Linked DNA regions of Homo sapiens: region 1 is linked to region 2. A link is an interaction called in ENCODE POLR2A ChIA-PET data of the cell type or tissue named here. Cell type or tissue: HepG2. All regions are shown on one strand. Each heading gives the region's core, and the rest is flanking DNA. Links, peaks and the distances in the headings are about the cores only.

The links. Peaks named below come from ENCODE experiments on the same cell type or tissue, not always from the same donor. Only the 100,000 strongest peaks of a DNase experiment are listed, where the experiment ranks them.
Region 1: POLR2A ChIA-PET joins it to region 2 with 8 read pairs; 3 of 35 experiments call an interaction of 5 or more read pairs at or near these places.

The regions. Positions count from the first base shown.
Region 1 is chr13:49,572,536-49,577,917 of GRCh38, reverse strand. All of the region lies in intron 2 of RCBTB1 (RCC1 and BTB domain containing protein 1), which reads left to right. Among named protein-coding and RNA genes, the nearest start is that of RCBTB1, 10 kb to the left of the region's middle. In HepG2, for the core only: no CTCF peak of the experiment used is centred there; no DNase peak of the experiment used is centred there.
Region 2 is chr13:49,294,857-49,300,182 of GRCh38, reverse strand. No RefSeq gene overlaps it. Among named protein-coding and RNA genes, the nearest start is that of CDADC1, 50 kb to the right of the region's middle. In HepG2, for the core only: no CTCF peak of the experiment used is centred there; DNase peaks (open chromatin) are centred at 782, 2,587 and 3,172.

The DNA of each region.
Region 1 (5,382 bases), core at 282-5,281, 280 kb before region 2:
TAGGAATTTTCAGTGTATGTGTAAATGCTTTAATTCAAAGTTTTTGCAATTAAAAATATCATTTTGCATATTAGAAGTTGCTGTTTTGAGTAGTTTAAAGCTTGCTGTAGCTTGTATGCTGAAGAATGTTTAGGCTACTTAAAATGATTGTTCCAACATTCAGAGCCCTTCCAGTTTCCTCTGGCTATCGGCTTCCATAATAAAGAATGACACAAACTCATTTCATGCTTCTAAAATGACACCAGAAGCGTCAGAATCTTGGTGCTCGCCAATGCTGAAGGATTGCTTACTCTTTTCCCACTCTTTTCCTTAGCTCTAAGGTCAGTAGAAGCCAGATCTAAAGGTAGAATACCCTATTGGTGGCATTTAAAAGCCAGTACATAACAGCAATTTAAACTAGCCCAAACAAATACATTCTGGTTAGTTGAGGTCTGTGTGGAAGCCATGTGCTTACAGATCAACCCTAAATTTCCACTGTTGTTTAATATTGAGAACATTATTTCATCAAAACCAGTTTTCCTGTACCATTTCTCTCCATTTCCTGTTGTTTTTAAAATCTCCATAAGCATGTTGAAATATATTTTTGCTAGATCAGTAAAATAAACTAAAATAAAATTAGCCTTTCCTTAATATTTGTTCCTTGGGGAAAGTAAAATAAATGTGCTCTTAGGGGAATTAAAAGATTAGTTGCTACATTACTCCTTCAGCCTTCCAGTTCTAAATGTAGATTTCTAAAATTGGAAGGCCTGTGTTTGTCCTGACTGAATTTGCTTTCAGAGTATAAAGTAAAATAACCTTTTCTTCCTCATGCCACAAGTTCTCTGAGGGACAGTGCCAATAGCTAGGATAAGCCATCCCAGGGAATGGGATATTGATCTGTAGGACTAATGGACGTAGGATAAGTGCAGTGGGGATACAGGATGTATTTTCAAGTGCCAGAGAAAATACGAAGAGCCAAGTGGGTTGGCATATTATCTTTAAGGACGTTACACTCTTTCTACCTCTGCTTGCATTTTTGCGTTCCTCTTTTCTTTCCTTGCACCCTTGTTTTATCTTTATACAGTTAAAAAAAAAAGTCATTGATTCACCTAATAATAACTCATAAAGAGTGGTAATTCAGGCTGCAACACATTAATATTGTTTTTCAGAAAGTATTTCCTAAATAAAACATGGAAGGCTTGCAAAAAAATTACTATCTTAGTGAGGTACTTCAGAAGTAACTATTTAAAGATGACTGACATTCTAATTACAGCTCATCATTTTTATAATTATCAAGATGACAAGCCCTGGAAGGACCTGTCATCTTAGCAATTTGTTTGGTCTGGTTTAAATTGCTGTATGCACTGGAAAATTCTAAGAAGGCTATATTTCTTTTATAAATGCTCCGTTGAGAATTTCCCTAATCTGAACTTATATTCTCAAGACATGATTAAAACAGTATGATTTTACTTTTCCAAACACATTTTTTAGGACTGAAACCTTTCTATATTTAATTTTAGAAATGTATCTTTGAGTTTATTAATGCAGTCTTGATAAAAGCCCACAGGATGATTATTTGATTTTAAAAAATTGGGGTAAAAGGTATATAGTGTAAAATTTACCATTTTAATGATTTTTAATTACACATTTTAGTCACATTATGTACATTCACATTGTTGTACAATCATCACCACCATCAATCTCTAGACTACTTAAAAAAAATCATCTCAACTTTTTTTTTTTTTTTTTTTTTTTTTTTTTGCGACGCCTGTCGCCCAGGCTGGAGTGCAGTGGTGCAATCTTGGCTCACTGCAAGCTCCGCCTCCCAGGTTCATGCCATTCTCCTTCCTCAGCCTCCCGAGTAGCTGGGACTACTGGTGCCCGCCACCACACCCGGCTAATTTTTTCGTATTTTTAGTAGAGACGAGGTTTCACCGTGTTAGCCAGGATGGTCTCGATCTCTGACCTTGTGATCTGCTCGTCTTGGCCTCCCAGAATGCTGGGATTACAGGCGTGAGCCACCACACCTGACCCAATTTCAACTTTTATTTTAGATTCAGGGAGTACATATGCAGGTTTGTTACATGGGTATAGCGTGTGATGCTGAGCTTTGGAGTACGAATAATTCCGTCACCCAGGTAGTGAGCATAGTATCCAATAGGTAGTTTTTTAGCCTGTGTACCCCTCCCTCCCTGCCCCTGTAGTAGTCTCCAGTGTCTGTTGTTCCTGTCTTTATATCCACGTGTACCCTATATTTAGTTCCCATTTCTAAGTGACAACATGTGGTATTTGGTTTTCTGTTCCTGTGTTAATTCACATAGGATAATGGCCTGTAGCTGCATCCATGATTTTGTTCTTCTTTATGGCCATGTAGTATTCCATGGTGTATATATACCACATTTTCTTTTTCCAATCTACTGTCAACGGGCACCTAGGTTGATTCCATGTCTTTGCTATTGTGAATAGTGCTGTGATGAACATACAGGTGCATTTTTTTTTTTTTTGGTAGAACAATTTATTTTCCTTTGGATGTATACCCAGTCTTGGGATTCCTGGGTTGAATGGTAGTTCTGTTTTAAGTTCTTTGAGAAATCTCCAAACTGCTTTCCACAGTGGCTGAACTAATTTACATTCCCACTAACAGTGTATAGTGTTGCCTCTGCTGTACAGCCTCGCCAATATCTTTTGTTTTTGACTTTTTGATAATGGCCATTCTGACTGGTGTGAGATAGTATCTCATTGTGGTTTTGATTTGGATTTCTCTGATGATTAGTGATGTTGAATATTTTTTCACATATTTGTTGCCTAGAACTTTTTCATCACCCCAAAGTGAAACTCTGTACCCATTAAACAGTAACTCCCCATTCCTACCTCCCCCCAGCTCCTGGCACCCACAATTCTACTTTGTCTCCATGAATTTGACTGTTCTAGGTACCTCATGTAAGTGGAATCATGCAATATTTGTCTAACTTATTAGCATAATGTCTTCAGGGTTCATCCCTGTTGTTGTATGTATCAGAATTTCCTCCTAAGGGTGAATAATATTCTATCGTATGTGTAGACCACATTTTGTTTATCCATTCATCTGTTCATGGATATTTGGATTATTTTCACATTTTGGCTATTGTGAATAATGCTGCTTTGACCGTTGGTATACAACTATCTGTTCAAGTCTCTGCTTTCAGTTCTTTGGGGTATATGCTAGAAATGGAGTTTATCTAGATAATATAATTCTAATGTTTTTTTTTTTTTTTAAGGAATCACCATCTGGTTTTCTATAGCAGCTGTATCATCTTACATTTCTACCATCTACATTTAATTTTATATTAATAATTCATTTTTCCAGATTTTGCCTGAAACATTCTGCCACTCTACGTTATGAATCTAAAGCAAGAATACATCTTAAAACTTCTAACAGCCTAGGGGTAAAACATAATTCAAATAATTGAACTTTTATTTTCATTGGAAATATTTGTTCATTTTATTGGTCACAAAGTGTTTGTTATAGAAATTTGGGACTGGCCGAGCATGGTGGCTCACGCCTCTAATCCCAGCACTTTGGGAGGCTGAGGTGGGCAGATCACCTGAGGTCAGGAGTTTGAGACCAGCCTGGCTAACATGGTGAAACCCCGTCTCTACTAAAAATACAAAAATTAGCCAGGCGTGGTGGTGCACACCTGTAATCTCAGCCACTCAGAAGGCTGAGGCACAAGAATTGCTTGAACTGGGGAGGTGGAGGTTGCAGTGAGCCAAGATGGTGCCAGTGTACTCCAGACTGGGCAACAGAGTGAGACTCTGTCCACCCCCCACCCCCAAAAAAAGAAATTTGGGACTATATTTTAAAAATACAAAGAAGGCCAGGTGTGGTGGCTCACGCCTGTAATCCCAGCACTTTGGGAGGCCCAGGTGGGTGGATCACTTGAGGTCAGGAGTTTGAGACCAGCCTGGCCAACATGGTGAAACCCCTTCTCTACTAAAAATACAAAGATTAGCTAGGCATGGTGGTGTACACCTGTAATTCCAGCTACTCGGGAGGCTGAGGCACAAGAATTGCTTGAACTGATGAGGGGGAGTTTGCAGTGAGCCAAGATGGTGCCAGTGTACTCCAGACTGGACAACAGAGCGAGGCTCTGTCTCAAAAAAAAAAAAAAGAGAGAAATTTGGGACTATATTTTAAAAATACAAAGAAGGCCAGGTGCGGTGGCTCACGCCTGTAATCCCAGCACTTTGGGAGGCCGAGGTAGGTGGATCACTTGAGGTCGGGAGTTTGAGACCAGCCTGGCAAACATGGTGAAACCCCGTCTCTACTAAAAAAATGCAAAATTAGCCGGGCGTGATGGTGGGCGCCTGTAATCCCAGCTACTTGGGAGGCTGAGGCAGGAGAATTGCTTGAACCCAGGAGGCGGAGATTGCAGTGAGCCAAGATCGTGCCACAGCACTCCAGCTTGGGCAACAAGAGCGAAACTCCATCTCAAAAAAAAAAAAAAAAAGATGAGGAATTGTATCTAATTTCTAAAGGGGAAGTGAGGTAGGAGACTGATAGGACTTGTTTTCTGGCCACAACCCTGCTGACGAAAACAAACAAACGAACAAACTAAAGAAGTGGGGATGGCAGGCCAAAAAATAGAATAAAAATACAAAGAAAGAAAATGATGCCACCTGTAATCTCTCCATGGAGATATATTTTGGTGTATACATTTCTGTATATATTATACTTTAGAAAAATTGTAATCATACAGGACATATTGTTTTATAACATAGCTAAGCTAACTAAGTCTTACAGGGTACATTTATTTTTGTGGTTTTGTTTTGAATTTGGGATGTGCACATAGTTTAGCTGTATGACGTGTTTGGGTGGCAGCTTCTGTTGGGATGCTTCCTTGGGGGGTGCTTATAATTTGGACAAACCATAGCACCATGGGAAGGAAGAGAGTTGGGCTACCTTGCTCAGGGTACTTACCAAGGTACTTGACTGTCAGGGAAGGCCTGGGCTGAATAGGCCAGTTGAAGGTTCTTTCCATTAGCAGTGCCTCCTTCATACAGGAATAGAACACAAATAGAATCACTTCATATCTTCCTATTTGAAGCATCTAAATTATTGTGCAACCCTCTGGAGTGATTATTATTATTACTATTATTTTGAGACAGAGTCTCACTCTTATCACTCAGGACAGTTGCATAGTCTTGGCTCACTGCAACCTCTGCCTCCTGGGCTCAGATGATCCTCCCACCTCAGCCTCCTGAGTAGCTGAGATTACCAGCGTGCGCCACCACACCCGGGGTAATTTTTGTATTTTTAGTGGAGACAGGGTTTTGCCATGTTGGCCAGTCTGGTCTCAAACTCCTGACCTCAACTGATCTGCCTGCCTCAGCCTCCCAAAAGTGCTGGGATTACAGGTGTCA
Region 2 (5,326 bases), core at 327-5,326:
CCAACAAGTTCCACCTGCTGATGGAACTGGCAAAACATGTGAAAGGGAAGGGTGAAAAATTGGGGCCACTGATGCCTTCCACCACAGGAGACATGCGGAGTTGTAATGGGAAGAATGAAGACATCAGAGGGAGAGGCTGGACAAAACGAATTGCATATTGTGCCGGGCGCGGTGGCTCACGCCTGTAATTCCAGCACTCTGGGAGGCCGAGGTGGGCACACTGCTTGAGTTCAGGAGTTTGAGACCAACCTGGGCAACATGGCAAAACTCCATCTCTACAAAAAATACAAAAATTAGCAAGGTGTGGTGGTGTGCCCCTATAGTCCCAGCTACTCGGGAGGCTGAGTTGAGAGGATCACCTGAGCCCAAGAAGTCGAGGCTACAGTGAGTCGGGATCACACCACTGCACTCCAGCCTGGGCAATAGGAGTGACATTCTGTCTCAAAAAGAAAAGAAAAAAAAATGAAGTGCATATTGGGAAAATTATGAAAGGCATTGAATTTGGAGCAGATTCATGTTCTGGCTCTGCCAATCGTTAGCAGTGTAGCCTTGGGTAAGTCGTTTAACCTGAGACTCCATTTCATTATCCGTACAGTGGAAATGCTAATCCCTGCTTCACAGTGTGAACATTTAATGAGGTGAAGTAAAAAATGCTTCACTGTAAAATGCAAACCTAGCTACAATGACACAGTAAGTTTCCAGGAGAGGTGGGAGGCTGTCACAGGACAGCAGGAACACAATGGCTACTTTCAAGTACTCCAGGGCATTCCTGTAGGGGAGGAGACACAAAGAGGCCTGTGTTATAGACAAGGTCTGAGGGGGTGATGGGGGAGGAGTTTACTCCATAAAAATAACATGTTAATAATGAGGACAGGCCAATGTGGCTTCAGGAGGTGGTGACTTCTTCATCGCTGGGGATGCTGGAGCAGAGCCCGGCTGATCTGTCCCTTTAGGGGAGTGTTGAAGAGGAGATGCAACCGCTGACCAGTGGTTGGATCGATCAGCTGTGCTCAAGCAAGGGCAGCCCACTATCCCAACATGTGGGGGGCCTTCTGTTGTTGTAGAAATTTCTGAGTGATTGAAATGGCATTTGGTGGATGTGTGCCAGGGCTGCTAAACCTCTGGCAGTGGTCATGCCAGTCGTAATCAATGGCAATGCCAGTGGTGCTCTGTGCATAAACACTGGACTATGTGAATTCAGAGCTCCAATCTTGAGAGTCCAAATAAACGCAAGATTTATTTTCAGCAAGTGTAACCAGCAAGCCCCCACTTTTTTGCCAACGCCTCACTGTGATAATGGAAAAAGTATTTGACTTCAGAAAAGTCTTAGCTATGATTAAACAAGCAAAGTCACAACAGCAAAACAGTGTAATCCATTTAAAAATTAAGGCTATATGCAGAGGGTATTAAAGTCACAAATACACATGACCATTATGTAAATGGCTATGATAAGACTGTCAGAAGCATAAATCATTGATTATTCTCCCAGATATATAACAAGAGCCAACTACTCTGCTTGGAGACATCACAAATAAACAGTACACATTTAATGAACTTGTTTGCTTGCTACTTAGGACCAAAAAAGGGGTCTCTGGAGATCTCTGTTTTCTTCAAAAACACTGGCCAGGCAGTTTGAACAAATACCTTCCTTTTTTACATCAGCATTCACATTTTCTTGATTTGGGGGCTTGGATCATACTAGGAGATTCAGTAAATATTTGCTGTTGTTGCTGCTGCTGTTGTTTTTCTCACTGATGCATTTTTACAAGAAATGCATGTGGCCCTTTTCTCATTGAGGCATTTTTACAAGAAATGGATGTCACCCTGTCCTCCCTCTCACCTTATGCAGAACCTGTGTCATCAAAAGGCAGGGGGAGTGGCTGGCTGCAGAAGGGCTAGAAAGCGGTTCACCCTTCCTGCAGGTGTCTTCTTAAAAGGAATTCTCAGAATTGCCTGCAGGGTCCCTGATGGCATCTGATTCTGGCCCATCCCCAGGGAACAGGGAGGCGGGAAGCACCAAGGTTTATCACTTTGGCATCAACCTCAGCCAAGAAAGGTGAAACCTCCCTGGCCCATATTCATCTTAAAATGTGAGCCTTCCATTCATCAATGAGGGGATGGTCTGGGCATTATTAGACTAGCTATCATGGTGGCTTTCCCTAGCATGTTGAAGATGAATCTTTAAACTTTCAGGAATACCCACGTTTGTGCAGCAAAACAGTTACCCAGAACCTCTCAGACTTGCCAACTAAAATCTGGGTTTGTGGATTTGGACAACTGCAACTTCTTAGGAAACATCATGAGGGCTTCAATTTGAAGGTTCTCAGAACCGTGTGTAGTGACTGTTAGCATTGCCGTAAGTGTGAGGGAGGTGAAAAGTTCCATGAGGAGTAATGGTCTTGGGGACAGAACTCTGCTCAGGGGCCAGGACATGGGGCTCGATTCCCAGTGGCATTCCCTTCAGTGATCTGCTCTGTCCCTGCAGTGAACGTTACTTTTGTGTTCCCCTGTGAACTATACCTCCTGGCTTCATGTCCTGTGCAGGCCCCTCCACATGGACTCTGGGTGTGGCCACGAAACTGGCCTTGGCCAGTGATCCATGAGCCAGCATGATGCAAGGGGGACACACTGGGCCCATCCTTGTGGAGCATTCACTTTCAGAGCCCTTGCCACCTCATAGAGGTCTGGCCACCCTGCTGGAGAGCCCTGGCCAGCTGCCAGCTGTTTCAGCCATCCAAGCTGAGGCACCAGAAACCTGAAAGAAGCCCCTTGGATGGTCCAGCCTCACTGTCCCTGTGCCGGCTGGGCCCCCCTCTCAACTGACCCACCAGTGGCACACAACCGTCCATGACCCCAGCCAGTGCCACAGGGAGTAGAGCTGTTCTGCTGAATCTTGCCCAAATTCCTGGCTCACAGAATCATGCAAAATAAAATAGTGGCATGGGCCACTAAGTTTTAGGGGGTAGTCTGTCATGCAGCAATAGATAGCTATGGAGTGAATGGATAACTGTTGCCCTCTGTGGAATTTGTGCTTTTTCTGCAAAATAAAACACTTTCCACCAATACCGCAACCAGCATAGAAGTTCTTCATCAGATTACACTAAAGCGTGTTCAGCTCAGCAGAAACTGTGTCCTTTCACAAGGCCACCTCCGCATCAGAGAACCAGGAATGGTAAAATTCCTGGTCAACAGAAACACTCATATCTGAGAGTAAAGTACTATATGCAGTTTTTTTTCTATTTGAAACAGTGTCTCACTCTGTCACCCAGGCTGGAGTGCAGTGGTGCAAGCATAGCTCACTGCAGCCTTGAACTCCTAGGCTCAAGTGATTCTCCCGCTTCAGCCTCTCTAGCAGCTTGGGACTACAGGTGTGCACCACCACAACTGGCTAATTTTTTAGTTTCTTTTTGGAGAGACAGGGTCTTGCTATGTTTCCCAGGCTGGTCTTGAACTCCTGGCTTCAAGTGGTCCTCCTGCCTTGGCCTCTCAAACACTATAAAATCTTAATTACATCAATAGAAGGAATTTCTGGTTACTAAAAATAATACATTTAATGCTTGGTACAGTTTCTCTAAATTCCCCTGCTCTTTATTAAAGCTTATCACATCTATACTTATTTACATACATTTTTTTCCACCCTGACAAGTCACAGAATCTTGAGGTTAAGGGTCATGGTCCAATTTTTTTTTTTTTTTTATATAGTCTTGCTCTTTTGCCCAGGCTGAAGTGCAGTGACACGATATTGGCTCACTGCAACCTCCGCCTCCTGGATTCAAGTGATTCTCATGCCTCAGCCTGCTGAGTAGCTGGGATTACAGGCCCACGCCACCATGCCTGGCTAGTTTCTTTCTTTCTTTTTTTTTTTTTTTGTATTTTTAGTAGAGACAGGGTTTTACCATGTTGGCCAGGCTGGTCTCAAACCCCTGACCTCATGATCCACCTGCCTCAGCCTCCCAAAGTGCTGGGATTACTGGTGTGCGCCACCGTGCCCAGCCCTATTTGCATGTTTAATATGATTGTTCTTCCAGAGGTTTCCAAAAGATTCCCTGCTTAAGCGTGTAGGATATCTTTTAAAAAACCCAAACCAGTAGAACTTTCTGGGTCCACTAAGTGCAGCCCATGGTGCCATTATAATAGTACCAGATCTCTGTGAAGTGGAAGAACTGAAAAAACATGTCCCTGTATTTGTTGGGAGGCCAGTTCTTTTCTGTGTACCTTTCATTCATTTTCATGAATACTGATGTATGTCCATCTCCCCAACTAGACGATAAGCTCCACGAGGGCAGGGTTTGTGTCTGGTTTTCCTCACCACTGTAACTGCACTCCTCACAGTGCCTGGCTCATGGTAAGCTAAGCCCTGGCAAATATTTGTTAATGAATTGTACCATGTTCAAAAATAAACAACCTGGAGAACCTCTGCTGGTTATCATCATGGGTGAAACAAAGTTGGTCAGGAGTTACGATCTGCCACACAGAAGCCTCCCGGCTCACGAGCTTCCATTTCTTGCAACTCAACAGCATCATACACCACAGTATTTCAGACTTCTCGCTTAGCTCTTGTTTTTGTTTTTTTCTAACATTGTGAATGTGCGCACACACTACACAAGGTACTTCAAGCTGTTCAAGCCACCCCCAGCCCCTCATGCACATTAGGCAGAGCCAGGCTGTTTCCATTCACTCCACAGGAAGTGAACTCCCCCCAGCCTCCTCCCTCCACCTTTTGTCCTTGGGATACATCCCCGGCCCGGGCCTCTCTGGGTACGGGTGTCAGCACTGGGATGAACTGTGGTTTCTTTCTCGTTCATCCTGGCCTGGACCCCAATTTCTGAGAATCATGGGGTGGTGGGAAGTATTCCAGGAAAGTTCTGGCTCATGTCCTTCTGGAAAGACATGTGCTTTCCCTAACAAATCACTCTGTGCTACACTCACCAAAGGAGCTCCTGTCCCAAGATGGGCTCACTTCTTTCTTTCTCCTTCCCAAGTGTTACGTGGGTTTAGATATAGACATTCAGGGGCGATAAGCTCATTTATGTATCATAGTGTCACTAAAGATAGAGTTCATGTTTATAGAGTGTTGGTACCATTCATTGACCCAGAAATAAAGCTAACTTGGCCAGGCGCGGTGGCTCATGCCTGTAATCACAGCACTTTGGGAGGCAGAGGCAGGAGGATTGCTTGAGGCCAGGAGTTCAAGACCAGCCTGGGCAACATAGCAAGACCCCTGTCTCTACAAAAAATAAATAAAAAATAAACTAGCCAGGCGTGGTGGCACGTGCCTGTAGTCCCAGCTACTTGGGAGGCTGAGGTGGGGAGGACCGCTTGAGCA